Linked DNA regions of Homo sapiens: region 1 is linked to region 2. A link is a loop called in an ENCODE intact Hi-C map of the cell type or tissue named here. Cell type or tissue: Caco-2. All regions are shown on one strand. Links, peaks and the distances in the headings refer to the core of each region. The heading gives the core; the rest is flanking DNA.

The links. Peaks named below come from ENCODE experiments on the same cell type or tissue, not always from the same donor. Only the 100,000 strongest peaks of a DNase experiment are listed, where the experiment ranks them.
Region 1: it touches region 2 in a loop (4-fold over the local background); 5 of 110 quality-filtered maps call a loop at or near these places.

Annotation. Positions count from the first base shown.
Region 1 is chr17:66,343,809-66,352,668 of GRCh38, reverse strand. All of the region lies in intron 2 of PRKCA (protein kinase C alpha), which reads right to left. Among named protein-coding and RNA genes, the nearest start is that of PRKCA, 46 kb to the right of the region's middle. RefSeq lists enhancers at 3,784-4,078, 6,444-6,738 and a silencer at 6,444-6,738. In Caco-2, for the core only: no CTCF peak of the experiment used is centred there; a DNase peak (open chromatin) is centred at 3,908.
Region 2 is chr17:66,411,724-66,420,583 of GRCh38, reverse strand. All of the region lies in intron 2 of PRKCA (protein kinase C alpha), which reads right to left. PRKCA-AS1 (PRKCA antisense RNA 1) reads left to right here and starts at 3,730. Exons shown (of 4, transcript NR_110822.1): 1 at 3,730-4,041; 2 at 4,799-5,614; 3 at 7,822-7,899. RefSeq lists enhancers at 3,744-4,243, 6,219-6,513. In Caco-2, for the core only: no CTCF peak of the experiment used is centred there; DNase peaks (open chromatin) are centred at 3,113 and 5,033.

The DNA of each region.
Region 1 (8,860 bases), core at 204-8,203, 68 kb after region 2:
TCACTTGAACCCAGGAGACGGAGGTTGCAGTGAGCTGAGATTGCGCCACTGCACTCCAGCCTGGCAACAGAGAGAGACTCCATCTCAAAAAAAAAAAAAAAAAAAAAAAACCTCAAAAAACACCACAAATTCAAGATGCTCTTTTTTCTCCTGATATTCTTTCCCTTTCATCTGCCCTAAAGCTAACCAGAAGAATGTCAACCGCCTCAGCAGAATTATCACTTAGCCCTGCAGCAGAGAACTCCTGGGCTGTCTGCAGAGCCCATGCCCTGCTCTTGATAGTTCATTTCATGGTCACAGAAAAGCCTCCAGGCCTCAGATAGTACATTTCATGATCACAGAAAAGCCTCCAGGCCTCAGGAAGACACTGATGAGTTCCCTCAAAAGGCAGAGCAGAAAATAATTAGAAATAAAGGAAATAGGGTACTGTCCGGACCCTATGGCTTGCTCTGAGTTTTGTAGCCCTACTAGACTATTTCCAGAACCTTGAAATAGCTTCCAGACTCTGGGATCTCACGTCAGCCCTCTAAGCCACATTTATTCCCCAGCCCCATTCCCATGAGCAGAGTTCATTGGACTTGGGTAGACAGCTGACCACATTGGGCCAACCAAATTCTTCCTCAGGAATTTAAACAGAGACTTGTGTCTGTCTGCATTTGAACTTGAAGGCAGAGGTATGCTCACGACGTGACACTGCCAGTTTAGACCCTAAGAGCAGGGAAGTGGAGGAAGCCCAACCACTGCCACAGAGAACGAATCTGATACTGGGAGAGAAGCACGGGTGAGTCCCAGGGTTCTCGGGGTGAAAGAGCAGTGCCTTGGCTCCTGGTATTGCCCTAGTCCTGGTTCCAGACTCCCTTGTAGCCTGGCAGCATTTCCTGCCCTTCTCCCCATAAACCACCCTGTGAATCCTTATACAAATTCTACTTTTATGGTTTACGCTGGTTTGAGTAGGCATTTATTATTTGTAACCAATAAGATATAGTCACATGTTTAATCGTTTAAAAAGTTAATATTTAATGATTTATAACCCCAGGAGAATAGCTTATAGCACACATTTCTTTAGCAGCACATACTAAAATGTATTTGTTTCCAATGTCAAAATCTATTTTTTATGTTTCCCAATAGCCCTTTCTAAACACAGCCACATATAGGGTATTAGTACTCACTCTCCCTGGCCTACGGGATGAGCTCTCGAATCTAAAAACCTTGGGTGAAACATTTTACTTTCAGATCTTCAAACTGAGGAAAGAGTCTCACAGACTAAAACACATACCATAGGAACCAACACAATGCCAGGAACACTTGCTCAGGACTCAGAAACGGGGGCACCAAAACTGGGCTGGAGTTTAGGTAATAGCCACTAGCCATGGCAGTCCCTGCCCTGTCAGTTGGCACGCGCCCATAGCCTGAAGGAGGAAGTAAAATCAGAACAGTGCTAACACTTCATGGTTTTCCTGGCCAGGAAATTCGGCTGTACTCATTCAAGCATCCACCCATTCCACATTCACTGCATACCCACTCCCCACTACATACCAAGCTCAGCACCACACGATGGGGAATACTGGGGTGATTATGACAGACCCTGTCCACTCAGAGTTTCTTCCATCAAACATTCACACTTTAGTAAGACAGAGGAAACTGGCACACAGACAATTACATTGTACTGCAGTCCATGATAAAACGAGAAGTGTGGCAGATCGCAGCAATGCAGAGAAAGAACGCTGCGAGTTCCACACATTGAAAGGGAGGGAGGAAACCAGAGTCAACTAAACATGCCTCTGGACTGTGCATTTGCACACGAATGCTCATGGAAGGCTAGGGACCGTCAAAAACTGGTCCCAGGCTAGTCACGGTGCCTCACGTCTGTAATCCCAGCAGTTTGGGAGGCCAAGGCAAGCAGATTGCTTGAGCCCAGGAGTTCAAGGCCAGCCTGGGCAACACAGCAAAACCCCATCTCTACCAAGGGGAAAAAAAAATTAGCCAGGTGTGGTTGTGTGCACCTATAGTCCCAGCTACTTGGGAGGCTGAGGTGGGAGGATCGCTTAAGCCTGGGAGGTCAAGGGTGCAGTGAGCCACGACGGTGCCACTGCACTGCAGCCTGGGTGAGAGAGTAAGATCCTGTCTCAAAAAAGATTAAAAAAAATAATAAAACTGGCCCCAAACACAAATGAACAGAATTCCAAAAATGGAAAATAACATAATTTTAGATTTTTATTTCCATTTTCTGTTTCCTTTAGGAAAGGGAAACAGAAGTGGTCTCCCCTGTAATCAATCCCTCCCTGTCTCCTGTGGGTCCACGGACACCCACATGAAAGACCCCAGCTCCCTGCCTGGGTGAGCCCCGGGCAGGACTGACCACTCAGACGGCTCATTTGGTCACACCTTTCCTGAGCCCTTCCTCTCAGATCAGAATTGCCTGTTACCTACACCGAGCATCCAAGCTCGTTTTCCAACATGTGAAAAGCCAGTTTCCAAAGGAAAAAGGAAAAAAATAAAAAGGCACTGTTACCACCAATTTATCCCCTCATTTGTAACCAGGCTGAGCTGTAAGCAGACCCCTGCCAGCACCTGAAAGGCCATCGCTCTGAGGACACTAGCCCGAGCTTTAGTTACAATATCTTTTTTCACTGCCCATTAGGTGCTCAGCTGCCCCCTCTCTCCTTTCCCCACACACGCCGGCTCCTAGGGTGGACTTTTTTTTTAACCTCTGTAACTAAATAACCTGATAACGCCATGTGATAAGGGAATGGTGGCCTAAAAACCCTAAGTTTCCAATTCCAGCAGCCATGGCTCCATTTTCATGTTTCACACACAGAAGACATTAACGAAGGCCCTAAAAATAAGAGACACTGGAGGCAGCCAAAGAGACACCTAACACTCAATCAAAGCCGTGCAAGTGAGGAGAGCAGTTTTTGGGAGCCAGGCCAAACACTGTTCTATTGGAGGAATGAATTTTGTGTTTGTGCGCAGTCAGCAGCCCAGAGGAGATGTGAGAATACAGGACCTGGACAACTAAAGGCCCGGGAAAACCCTCTCTGTCCTGCCAGAGTCTACCGCATGGGCAAACACTCCATACCCAAACTGTTCAAAAGGGATGACTTATTTCTTCCATGCAAAAGGCCAGAAGAAAAATGAAAAGCCAGAAGGAGAGAGGAAACAAGGGTGTGATGGTTTCTTTGCAAACCTCTACTGCGGAACAGCTCCATACTCACCAAGCCAGGTCTACACAGCAGGCCTGGTTTAGTGTTGGCTACTGGTTTTCCATCCCTAAGACATGTGCAACCTTGCCAAATGCGGGGGGTAGCAGGGTAGGCAGGCAGCATATTCATCCTCAGGGGAGAACAGCAAAAGCCCAGAAGGAATTTTAATTTCTCTTATAAAACAAAAATCTCAAGACAAAAACTTTACTGCCAAACTTTACATGGAAAGCAAAAATAAACTATTTGCTTTATACCTGCTGCCACAGGTATGAAATATTTTATTAGATGACTGTCCACTCACCATTAGGCTGACTCTCAAATTATGGACAGGAAGAGAGCAAACCGTTCACTTGATGGACGCAGCTAAGATGAACACTCAGCTGCTCACATTGTGTTCAGGTTCTGGTGCATTTTGAACACTTCGTAAGAGAAATTACTGAAGCTCTTAATAACAAACTTGCCTTCCAGAACAGAAAGGTTTTATGAAAAAATCCTCAACCAAACCCTTGATACATTCTCAGTTAAATGCTATACTAAAAGTTCTCAGGAAGTCTCTATTTTGGAGACCTGTAATTTTTAACCGTATAGTTTGGTTGCTGCTGACTAAAGCTGAGAGTAATTTTACAACTCCATTATCCACATGTGGATGACTCATTTGTTAGATTAGCCTAACTTCCAGCTGCCCTCCCCCTCTGCTGTTCAACCTGCTGCTGGATAATGTTCCAACTGCCTGCTCTAAGAGGCTGAAAGTATGCAAACCCATCTTAACACAACACAGAGACAAAATGAGATAGTGGTGTTGACTATGTTTTGAATGCATTTCTCCAAGACAAATAAGAGTTTTGGATTGATGCACTGTTTTGGGCAATTGGCACAATTTCACTTTATTAGTATGAATTTTAATGTGATGTTTCTAACCTCTTAAATCAAAGTGTGCCTCAAAGTATGCTCCACAAACCCTTAAGGGTCCTCATGATCAAACCACTTTAATGATAATACTGAGCCACTATTTGCCTTTTTCCTTGTGTTGACGTTTGCACTGATGGTGCAAGAGCAATGGTGGTGTGACAGCAGGAACCTTAGCCTGAGTCAAGGTGACAGTGCCAGGCGGTACTAGCAGGAATTATGTTCTTCCCACCATGAAATCCCAGGGGCTTTTTGTTGTCTTTTATGCCAGTTTCATTTAAGAAAGTCTCGATGAAGCATTAACAATTATTGATTCTGGGCCAGGCATGGTGGCTCACACCTATAATCACAGCACTTTACGAGGCCAAGGCAGGTGGATCACATGAGGCCAGGAGTTGGAGACCAGCCTGGCAAACATGGTGAAACCCCATCTCTACTAAAACTATAAAAATTAGCCGGGCGTGGTGGCGTGTGCCTGTAATCCCAGCTACTCATAAGTCTGAGGCAGTAGAATCGCTTGAACCCAGGAGGTGGAGGTTGCAGTGAGCTAAGACTGGGCCACTGCACTCCAGCCTGGGCACAGAGCAAGACTTTGTCTCAAAAAAAAAAAAAAAAAAAGGTTCAGAATTCTGAGTAAATATTCTGACACATAAAGCATTTGGCTACACTCCAGGGATGAGGGCTGTCTTGAGCTGAGCAGCCACTCTCTCCATGAAACACCACTTTGACTCAAAAGAACAACTACAATATGGTTGCTTAGACTTGGATATTTGGCAGATACTTTTTTGAAATACAATAAAGTTTTCCAAGTGAAAAACACAATCTTAGAAAATGTGCATCTACCGTCAGCTTGACGGCTTCCTAATAATACTTAAAGGCTCTTTGATGAGACTGATGGTGATACTAATAATTGTGACTTTTTTGATGTTGAATAATGAAATGTGTCAACATTTAGAAGAACCTGCAGAACTCAATGAAATAGTGTTTTCCAAACTAAAGAATGCGGTCACACCAACACATAAAAGAGCCATTCAACACATAAGATGGACCAATATGAAACACAGACACGGTTTCATTCTCTACCTTGCAACCAACCTTTGAGAAACTTACTTGCCAACGACCACTATCAAAAGTATCAAAGAATATCTCCAGTTACGTGAAAAAGCTATTAAAATATTCCCTCCTTTTTTCAATTACATATATGTGTTAGACATACACTTCAACCAAAACATATCACAACAGATTGAAGCAGAAGCAGCTGAGAGTCCAACTATGTTTTATTTAAGTCAGACAGAAGAGGGATGTAAAACACCACTCTTCCCACTAAATTTTTTTTGTTAGGGAAAATGTCCTTTTTCATAAAATTATGTAGTTTGTGTAACTGTATAAAGGGATTACTATTACTATTTTAAATCAATTAATAAATCTTTAAAATCTCTCATCTTAAATTTCTAATATGACCAATATCAGTAGATAAAATCTATGTAAATAAAACTCTTTAGAGTCCCCAATAATTTTTTTTTTTTTTTTAGATGGAGTCTTGCTCTGTCACCCAGGCTGGAGTGCAGTGGCATGATCTTGGCTCCCTGCAACCTCCGCCTCCCGCGTTCAAGTGATTCTCCTGCCTCAGCCTCTGGAGTAGCTGGGATTACAGGTGTGAGCCACCACGCCCAGCTAATTTTTTGTATTTTTAGTAGAGATGGGGTTTAACCATGTTGGCCAGGGCTGGTCTCGAACTCCTGACCTCAAGTGATCTGCTTGCCTCGGCCTCCCAAAGTGCTGGGATTACAAGCGTGAGTCACTGCACCAAAAGCCATCCTAAGAACTAGTGCCTTAATCTATACTAAAAAATTCAACATGTCAACTCTATTTAATATTTTCAAATAAAAATGGATTTCCAGTATCATAGGACATAATATTTCTAATAAGCTTGGCTTTTTAAAACATATACTTTGTTGATATGCCCAGGGATCATCTCTTAGGATCTGTAGTTTTCATACTAAAATCCACCCAACAGCCAGGCACAGTGGCGCAAACCTGTAAAACCAACCACTTGGGAGGCTGAAGCAAGAAGCTTGAGCCCAAGAGTTCAAAAGTCCATCCCGGGCAATATAGCAAGACTCTGTCTCTAATTTTTTTTTTTTAATTTAAAAAAGATATCTCAGCAGGGCGTGGTGGCTCAGGCCTGTAATCTTAGCACTTTGGGAGGCCAAGGTGGGCAGATCACTAGGTCAGGAGATCGAGACCATCCTAGCTAACACGGTGAAACCCTGTCTCTACTAAAAACACAAAAAAATTAGCCAGGCGTGGTGGCACGTGCCTGTAGTCCCAGCTACTCGAGAGGTTGAGGCAGGAGAATCGCCTGAACCCAGGAGGTGGAAGTTGCAGTGAGCTGAGATAGTGCCACGTGCGCACTCCAGCTTGAGTGACAGAGTGAAACTCCATCTCAAAAAAAAAAAAAAAGCAAAAAAAGATAACGCAATAGCTTATCTTTTACTGGCACTCAGTCATTCACTCAGAATGTAGTTACTGAGCACCTTCCAGATGATGCTAGAAATATCAGCAACACTGCCCTCATGGACATTATGTTCCAGTGGCATTCATCCATCATCTACTTAGGTATTCGTTCAATGAAATTAATTAGCCATCTATTATATGCCAGGCACTGTGCTTGGTCTAGGAATCAAAATGTTGATACACCTAACTGCATTTTTTATTAGGGCTATAAATTCCATTTTCAAATGTTTTCAAAATTTTTGCTCATTTCCAAATTTCCTTGAAGTTCAGAGAGATTTCTTCATCCTCAATCTGAAGGCTACTGCTTCTATATATTTTTCCTGCCTGCAATTTTACGATGAAATAACTCAAGTTTTAAGGTAAGAGAAATAAGTCAATAATCAGGACTGTCGTACAGTCAGCCACCTCCCTGACACTGACTTTTTCATTTCCATGATAAAAAAAGGAAAATGGTCCCTGACCCTGGAGCTCCAGGAAAGCCAGCTTCCAGCACTTTGTGAAGGGAATGCATCCCTCGGGAGGCTCAAGAGAACTGGAAGCTGCCTCTATTGGCAGGATGACCCGGGATGACACGGATTTCCTTATAAAACTAATTAGGCAAGTGATGGCATATATAAACACTACTCTGAAAGTCATTAAAGCAAGATTCCAGAGGAAACTGAAAGATAATTGTCCATTAGTTACACAGGCTGAACATAAATGATTGCTTCAGAAATTCAACTTCCTAACAAGGTTTTCTAATTCAATCACAATTTAAATACACACACACACACACAAAAGTAGCTAGAAAACTGGTGTAGGAAGTAATGGTGGTAACATATAAATCTCAAATGTGTGAATTGATAACAATTCTGTAATCCTGTGTATTTTGCTATTTCCAAAGCAAGATAAGGTATAAGAGTTCCTAAGAAAATCCAGCAATAGAGGGTGCGGGGGAAAGGGTATTTAGTTTGCAAAAGAAATAGGAGACAAATGAGAAAAATAAAAAGGGTAATCCTTGATTCTGAGCATATGCAGGGGCATTACATAAAACAGGCTTGATCATACTGCAATAGGTATATTCGTTCTTTCAGTAAAAATCTGAATGCACAATGTGTGATACAAAGTACAGGCATGAGGTGTGGCGGCACGTGCCTGCATTCCCAGCTACTTGGGAGACTGAGGCAGGAGAATCACTCGAACCCAGGAGGTGGAAGTTGCAGTGAGCCGAGATCGCGCAAGTGCACCCCAGCCTGGGTGACAGAGTGGGACTCCATCTCAAAATAAATAAAAGTAGAGTATAGGTATGACTTCTGCCAACCAGCAGGACTTGTCAATATCTGTGACAAAAAGAAAGCTCTGGAGTCAAAGAGCCTTGATTCAAATCACAGTTCTGCCACTTACTAGCTACCATTTACTTACATTTCTAAGCCTCAGTTTCCTCATCTCTAAAATAAGGATGCCAACACTAACTTTACAGGGATGATTATGTAACTTAGCCAGCATGGGGATAGGCTAATAACAACTAACTGTTTTTTTGTTGTTGTTGTTGTTGTTTGTTTTTTGTTTTTGGTACAGATGGGTTTCACCATGTTGGCCAGCCTGATCTCAAGCTCCTGAGCTCAAGCTATCTGCCCGCCTCAGCCTCCCAAAGTGCTGGGATTACAGGCGTGAGCCACAGCGCCCGGCACAGCTAGCTGTTTCTATTGGAAAAGCTAAACAGCATAGTCAAAAAAACATAAAAATAAAGCCAAGAAATAGTACATGCACAATTACCGCTAAAGGAATTAAGAGACTGAATGATCATTTTGGTCTTAGGTGGTCAGAAAAGACCATGCTGGGAAAATGGCTCCTAGGAGCACTTCAAACTCCCTTCTAAAATGCCGAATAGGAAATTTCCATTCATCGATACTGTTCTTCTGCTTTACGAGCCTATGACAATTATTTATTGAATGGTCACTGTGACTGAACATACTTAGTCAGTGGTTCTTAATTTTTCTTGAGCCAAGGCCCCCCTGGAAAGCCTAATGAAAAATATGGAAGGAACCTCTCCCCAGAAAATGCTGCTGACAATTTTTTTTTTCCTCTAAGTTAGGGAGGGATGGGGCCCAAGACACCCACTCATGAGCCCTCACTGAAAACATACAATGGTAGGCATCATGGTGCTATCAATTTTAAAATGAAGCCCAAGGTCACCTGGTCCAGCCTCATGATTCAGATGATTCAGACATAAACAAACATCAAGTTCCTCTTCC
Region 2 (8,860 bases), core at 278-8,277:
GTTGGGTAAAATCATCTCATGCAAAGCCTATTTGATAATAAAATGTTAAGTATCTTGTGTATTTACTGAATGCTGTGCTGAAAAATGAAAAACAGAATGGTCGTACAGGTACTTGAAGTACAATTTCTACTGAATTTCTATCACTTTTACACCGTCATGAAGTTGAAAAATCTTAAGCCAAACCATGCTAAGTTGGGACCATCTGTATTAGTTCTGACTCTTGACTAAAGCTTAGACAAAGCTGATGCTTCATAAACTTTAAGAACATGTCCCCTGGCCAGGTGTGGTGGTTCACGCCTGTCATCCTAGCACTTTGGGAGGCCAAGGCAGGTGGATCACCAGGTCAGGAGATCAAGACCATCCTGGCCAACATGGTGAAACTCCGTCTCTACTAAAAATACAAAATTAGCCGGGCGTGGTGGCATACTTCTGCAGTCCCAGCTACTTGGGAGGCTGAGGCAGGGGAATCGCTTGAACTCAGGAGGCGGAGGCTGCAGTGAGCCGAGATTGCGCCACTGTATTCCAGCCTGGTGACAGAGCAAGACTCCGTCTCATATTTAAAAAAAAAAAAAAAAAAAAAAGAACACAACCCAGAATGGGGTTTGTTTACCCCTTCAACAAACACTGACTGAGGACGCATTATGTTTACTACACATTGCTGTGGCTCAGTAAGTGCTGGGCACAAGATGTCAATAAATGAAGAAATACATGGATGGACCTATGCCTTGGAGACTTTCCCAATCATGCCCCAAGACATCAATCTCCAAGACTCTATTAAACTTGTAAGTTTAATAAAGTAGGCAGGTTTCTTTTTTCTTTAACATATGAAGCATAATATAATCTGATGATTCAGAAGGGACCTCAAGATTGTGTTGTGCCGTTTTTCTCATGCGGAGTGTTTAATTCTGGTTAGTAAAACTTTGAACCAAAAAAAATTCACATATAATTCACATCAAGTGACTAAAGACAGATACAATATGGGCATTTTGATGTGTACATTTGTACTTGACCAGGGCACAATTTATAATATACTAAGAAAACTTTAAAAATTAATTATAAAATGAGTATTTTTAGCACCCTTAGTAACAGCTACTTGTTTTAAACTATTATTTCGTTTTTGGTGACCAAATTATATTTGACCATAATTAAAGAACATATAACCTTAAAATAACATTTAAGAAACACAGTTACAACAGACACATGTTATATTAAATGAAGAAAGGAAAGAAATGTACATGTATTAAAGGGTACTGAGGTTTTTCAAACCCATTCTTTTGAAAAGGCCTTTTTATTCACTTTCATTTAAGTCAATTTAAACCTAAAAAATGTCTCTACTCAGTATGCTTACAGAAAGAGGTGACATCAGTGTTGAGCACATGACTGCCTAACAACCACTCAGTGCTAATCATTGAACTAGTATTCTTATTTGATTATCCTAACATAATAATTGAGCCCATGTATATACGCAAGATATGGAGGATCCAACTGATCAACTGCAGAAAGAAAAACACTCAAAAAATGCTGAGGCCAGGTGCAGTGGCTCAAGCCTGTAATCCCAGCACTTTGGGAGGCTGAGGTGGGCGATCACGAGGTCAGGAGATCAAGACCATACTGGCTAACACGGTGAAACCCCTTCTCTACTAAAAATACAAAAAAAAAAAAAAATTAGCCGGGCGTGATGGTGGGCGCCTGTAGTCCCAGCTACACAGGAGGCTGAGGTAGGAGAATGGCGTGAACACAGAAGGCGGAGCTTGCAGTGAGCCGAGATCGCGCCACTGCACTCCAGCCTGGGCAACAGAGTGAGACTCCCTCTTAAAAAACAAACAAACAAAGAAAAACGCTGAAACCGGCTGGGAGCAGTGGCTCGTGCCTATAATCCCGCACTTTAGGAGGCTGGGGCTGGAAGATCACTTGAGGTCAGGAGATCGAGGCCACCCTGGCCAATATGGTGAAACCCCGTCTCTACTAAAAATACAAAAATTAGCCAGGCGTGGTGACATGCACCTGTAAGTCCCAGCTACTTAGGAGGCTGAGGCAGGAGAATTGCTTGAGCCCGGGAGGCAGAGGTTGCAGTGAGCTGAGATCGCGCCACTGCACTCCAGCCTGGTGACAGAGCAAGACTCCATCTCAAAAAAAAAAAAAAGGCTAAAACAAATGACAAATGGATATGACTGAATCACTGTACCTTTTTGACACAACCTTAAATCTTGGTTTTACTGTTTACTGTATATTATTTGGTACTTCTGGATTCAGTAGTCGGAGTAAAAACAAGTTTCTGTATTCAAACATATCTACAGAATGTCAATATAAAATATATGCATATATACATTTACTATACACATACGCGCACACACACAAGTAGGCAGTTTTCTCATAGCTTTTAGATCTGCTTAATCCACAGACATCTGCAAGCCATTCCCATCTTTTTCAGCAAGAACTGTCCTTCCTTCACACCTGCACGTCCTTCCAAATGGGGGACACAGCTTCAACAGAAGACAGTAAAACCCACGCGCACCAAAAAGTTTACAGAAATGTGTGCTGAGTGATCCTCACTGCCCATGAAGAGGTCCACGCTCAAACATGGCTAATTTGGGGAAAATAAAACAGAGAGTGTGCAACATTGCTGTGCAGATTTGTGTTTTGTATTCCTAGCATGGGAGTTACCATAGAAATAAAAGAGGTAAGTAGTTTAAGAAAAATCCCAGTTGCATGCATCCTGGGGACTGTGAACCAAAGAATGGCCTGAGCAACTCTAGGACTCTTTTTTGCCATGAAGAGAACGATATTTAAATTGGATTTCAACAGAGGAATAACTATCTCTATCAGGAAAAGTCCTGTGTTTCACCTTCCACTACCTGAGAGGCAGCCAAACAAAAGACCAAACGTGAGCCTGGGCAATGGGCAACAGGTAGCTGTCGCTTTGCAGTGACACTGGAGGCAGAGGGACCCTCCTTACCTGGGGTGGTATGCAACTGAGAAAAGAGACAGCAGGAGCTCTCTGCAGGTACATGTGATGAGTGTTTGCTCAACTGAAAATCTAAGCTTAGAGCAATTCCAGAGAGAGAATGCAAGTCTCTACAAGCAGAAATGGCCTGAAGCCATCCTTGCAGCCTAGGAATGGATGGGCCACAGAGGCAACACAGGACAGTAAGAACCAAAGATGATAATCCAGGCAAAGACAAATTCCTCTGCTGCACCTGGCTAGGGATTTCACCAGATCTTTAGGGACCAAAGTTCACACTAGCCAGACAGTTTTGTGGTATTAGGGCACCTGTATCTGTAATTATACCTAAATTGAACAATACGGTAAACTGCAGTAAACTATGCTATGGATTTAATAATTTTCAATTAATCTTTTTATTGTATTAAAAAAAAAAAAGGCCAGGCTGGGCACGGTGGCTCACACCTGTAATTCCAGCACTTTGGGAGGCCGAGGCAAATGGATCACTTGAGCTCAGGAGTTTGAGACCAGCCTGGCCAACATGGCAAAACCCCCATCTCTACCAAAAATACAAAAATTAGCTGGGCGTGGTAGGGGGCACCTGTAGTCCCAGCTGCTCAGGAGACTGAGGCAGGAGAATCACTTGAACCCAGGAGGCGGAGGTTGCAGTGAGCCGAGATCGCGCCATTGCACTCCAGCCTAGGTGACAGAGCGAGACCGCCCACCCACCCCCAACTTTTTTTGAGACAAAGGCCAGAGTTCCAGAACCTTTTCCAATACTGTGACACATGGACAGGGTAGATCTCAGACAGACAATCCACAGTGAGGTTTCTGGCACCCGGGGTGTGCAGTCCACACACAGGAACAGGATGTTTCCAGCAGGAGGAGGAAGCACAAGGTTACACAGGCTTCAGAGTCAGGCTGCCAGGGATCAAATCCCAGCACCTCCTTTTTCCTGTGATGGGGCTTGTTCAACTTCTTTGATATCTCTAAACTAGGGATAACAACAGCACCCGCTTGAGACTATTGGGTGGATTGACTGAACTCATCTATGTAAAATGCCCAGCACACAATAAGCTTCATCAGCTGTTATAATTAAGGTCAGTCCTTGAAAAGGCTTAGTGGAGTTTGGGCAGGTGGCTACACGGTGGGAGAGGATCCAGCTGTGCCTGTCAGTCCCCAGCTGCCGGCCACATGGATGCTCCCCACTCCCCTAGCCACCTCTGCCTGTGTACGCTTCTGACACTACGCTGCCTCTGCTTCCCTCTCCCTGTTCCAGCACGTCGGGCACACACGTGGAGTTGCACTAATGCCATTCCGCTGCAGCTTTCTGCATGGCCCACACCCATCTTTTCCTGGGTGTCCACTCTCAGCCAGTCAGGATGGTGGTTGCCCATCCTGCAGGGGTCCAGGACCTGTAGCCTGTGTGATAGACACCAGCAGCAGCTAGTCTATCAGCCACCTCAGTAGAGGCAGGTGACAACAGTGCAGGCTCTTTCATGATGGTAGACTTTGGAATTAGTTACAGATGAGTAAGAGAAACCCATAGTGAGGGAGGGGGTCTTACCGGTTCATTCATCCATTTAACCACCATTTACAGAATGCCCACTGTGTGCCAGTCAGTATCCAGAATTCCCAAAGAGGCACCTAACGAATGGGAATGCATGCAGCCTGACAGTGTGGGTGGCTTGTCACTTACAGCAGCCTCCTGCCCAGGTTTCTTTAAGCCTTTCAAGGACTGACCTTAATTATAACAACAGCTGATGAGTGCTTATGTGCCAGGCATTTTATATGGACGGATTCATTCAGTCCACCCAACAAGTTTGAGCAGGCACTGTTGTTATCCCCATTTCACAGATGAGGAAGCAGACGCAAAAAAGGCAACCAGGCAAAGTCCCTATCGCCCAACCTACCCAGAAACCAACAGACCCCAGGGCACTTCGAGCTGGAAAGGGCTAGAAAGCTTACCACTTTTTTTTCTTTGAAGCTGAACACTTCTTTGAACGCTTTCTCTAACATCGATTTAAGGATATCTTTGATCTTTGTGGAAACAAAGAAGAATGCTTTAAGACTGCGCTTAGAAATCTGGCCGTTTGGTTTTAAGGTCATTGGCCTCTGCCTACCGTGCTCCTGAATGAATAGCTCAGGACTTCCAGGGCTACCTTTGGGCCAAAAGTTAATAATTTACAGCTGAGCAAGTGTAGGTAAACTGCCACTTTACAGCAAGCTTCTAATCCCTCACTGATCACTTTGAAAATTACAAAGGACATTCACTTCAAGTGTGAGCCAATTCAGAATCAACCTCATGCTAATTTGATATAAGCTGTTCACTGAGGGAAAAAGTCCAAAGGAGGTTCTAACTTATTTTCTAAATGGACATCGTATCAAAATTAAAAATTCAATGACAGCATCTTTTAGCTCAATCATAGTTAAGTATATAATACTGCTGAATTTAAAGTCAGCAGAGATTATCTAGACTTTACTATGAAATATAGACAAGCTGTGCTTTTAAAAGGTTTATTTAAATTACTGATTATAAAAGTAATCCAAGCCCATTTGTGAAAATTTGGAAAATGTGGAAGAGTATAAAGAAAAAAAAAACTACTCATTCTATGAGCACCGAGAGATAAACGTTATCATGTTGGCGCACTTCCTTCTGGCCTTTTTCTCCAGGTACATTTAAGTATATTTTCATTCTGGTCTATTTATAGGCATTTGTACCTTGCCACTCTTCTTAACATCATGTCACTAAACTAGTCTTTAAAAACAATTTCTAGTGGCTTCATAGTATGTCTTACTATGAAGTAAGTCTCCTGGCATATAGTACATGCAGGAAGACCACAAGATATCAAACCAGCCCCTGACTTTTTCTATTTTCTCCAGTACAGTACACCTGGCGTTCACCAGACTATAACATCTGCTTGAATCACATTGTCACACACAAACAGAAACCAAGCAGAGTTAGTAGCAAAAGTCCTAAAAGGTTAGATCCACTGCCAAGCTGGTCATACCATATAAGACAAGCAAAAACATCCTTGGTTATACACATGTGAAGCAAAGTATGATGCTGTGTAATAAGAAATATGTATTTGGCCTCTGGTTGTATTCATCTGTTCTCTCATTGCTATAAGGAAATACCTGAGACTGGGTAATTTATACAGAAAAGAGGTTTAATTGCTTCACAGTTCCACAGGCCGTACAGGAAGCATGGTGACACGTTTCTGGGGAGGCCTCAGGGAACTTACAATCATGGCAGAAGGCAAAGCGGGAGGGAGGCATTTTCCATGGCAGAAGCAGGAGGAAGAAAGAGGGAGCAGGGAGGTGCTACACACTTTTAAACGACCAGATCTCGTGAGAACTCACTCACAGCACCAAGGTGATGGGGCTAAACCATTCCTGAAGGATCCACCCCCATGATCTAATCACCTCTCACCAAACCCCACCTCCAACACTGGGGATCACAATTCCTATGAGATGTGGGTGGGGATGCAGATCCAAACCATATCACTGGTATACATTTAGTTCCTGATGTAGAGCTCCTGAAACCCTTATAAATAGATAGGGAAATTACGTCCCTATCTATTTATATGCATCTTTCGTTCTCATATTTAATCTTTTTTTTTTTTTTTTGAGATGCAGTCTCACTCTGTCACCCAGACTGGAGAGCAGTGGTGCAATCCTGGCTCACTGCAACCTCTGCCTCCTGGTTCAAGCGATTCTCCTGCCTCAGCCTCCCCAGTAGCTGAGATTACAGGTGCCTGCCACCATGCTCAGCTAATTTTTGTATTTTTAGTAGAGACGGGGTATTGCCATGTTGGCAAGGCTGACCTCGAACTCCTGACCTCTAGTGATCTGCCTGCCTTGGCCTCCCAAAATGCTGGGATTACTGACGTGAACCACCACACCCAGCCCTGATACTTAATCTTTGACCCCAGTTCCTAACACAGAGCTCATAAGAGCTCTGTAATTTCCTGAGAGACCGGAGTGTCTGACACAGAGCTGCAAAATCTTTTGGAATCTGTTGGGTAATGGGAGCTTCTTTTGTTCTAATGAGGCGACACTTGGTGGGCTCCTCAATAGTCTCCTGATGCGTAGGTGGCTGGTTGCCAGGAAAATCATCTGATTAGAGGCTGAAACTCTCAACCCCACCCTCTGACCTCTGGGGAAGGGAGAGAGGCTGCGGGTTGAATTGATCACCAATGGTCAATGATGTAATCAATCATGTCTACATAACAGACAAGCTCCTGGTTGCTGAGGTGCCAGGAGGCTGGCACATCTGGAAAGGGCATGGATACTCCACCCCCCTGCCTACATGCCCTACTGTGCATCTCTTCCTTCTGGCTGTTCATCTGTATCCCTTGAAATATCCTTTATAATAAATCAGCAAATATAAGTATTTGCCTAAGTTCTGTGAGCTGCCCTAGTAGATGAACTGAGCCTGAGAAGGGGTGATGGGAAGCCAAAGTTAGAGACAGTCAGTCAGGAGCACAGGTCACAATCTGGCGATTTACGTTGGCATCTGAGGAGAGAAGCAGTAGTCTCTTGGGACTGAGCCCTTAACTTGTGGGATCTGACACTACTGCCAGGTGGGCAGCGTCAGAACTGAACTGAACTACACAGCTGGTGTCTGCTGGAGAATTGCTTGGTGTGTGTGTTGTGGGGGGTGCAGAATCTCCACATATCTGGTATCTGAAGTGTTGTGTTGAGTGGTGCATCAGAGTAGGAAGAACGCCTCGGTTCTTCCCATCTCTAATGGCTGGTATCTGCTGGGGAACGGATTGGCTGCTGGTGTGGAGAAATCCTCACGTTTTAGAGACCATGGAGGAAGTGATCTGGATTAGAATAGGAAAAACACTTTGGTTTTTTCCTATCTCTTACAGATCAGAGGAAGAGGAAGGGTGGTGTATCTTCATGAAACTACTAACCCAAACCCAGAACACAGCCATCTCGCTACTAAAGTAAGTCAAAAGCGCTTGGGAAATTCACAAAGGAAGGACACCAGAAAGCAGGTGGCACATAGCTCAGACATAAACCCCTGCAGAAGTTTGTGGGGCAAATGGGTCCCTGCAGCTCCTAGTGTGGACTCTCCCATTTTCCAAGGGCAGATGTTCACAAACCTGGGGCTCAGGACAAATACTCAGGGTTATTTCCCTTGAAGTGACACCTTAACTTTATTCATTTTAAAGAAAACGTCTGACAAATGCCCAAGTCTGAAAAACTGATTTGTCAGTCGCTCTTTTAAGTAAAAGTGCAAAAGTAAATAAATAAATAGAAATTTTAAAAATAGGCCAGGTGCAGTGGCTCACGCTTGTAATCCCAGCACTTCAGAAGGCCAAGCCTGGTGGACGACTTGAGCTCAGGAGTTCGAAACCAGCCTGGCCAATATGGAGAAACACTGTCTCTCCCAAAAATACAAAAATCAACTGGATGTGGTGGTGTGTGCCTTGGGAGGCTGAGGTGGGAGGATCACCTGAGCTCAGGAAGTCAAGGCTGCAGTGAGCAGTGATCGTGCCACTGCACTCCAGCCTGGGTGATGGAACAAGACCCAGTCTTAAGTAAATTAATTAATTAAACTAAGTAAAAGTGATGTTCCATGAAAATAGTGGCTAGTTCCATTCATTACTCAAAAAAAAAAAAAAAAGATTTTTTTTCCTGAAAAATAATGATCTCTCAGTGTCCAGAGGCACTTTATCCATACTTCTCATTTTATTACAAAGAATATTTTTAAAAAGTAATAAAAAGTAAGGTTTTTTTAATATTCTCAAAAATTACCAGAAAGTAGGCGGCCCATTGCTCAGACAAGAATCCCTGCAGCACAGTCAGGGTTTAATGACATTAATACTGCTTCATCAAGGCCACTCTCAAGTGAAACTGACTCTTTTCCTTTATTACTGCACTTGGTGGGAGGGGAAGATCAGG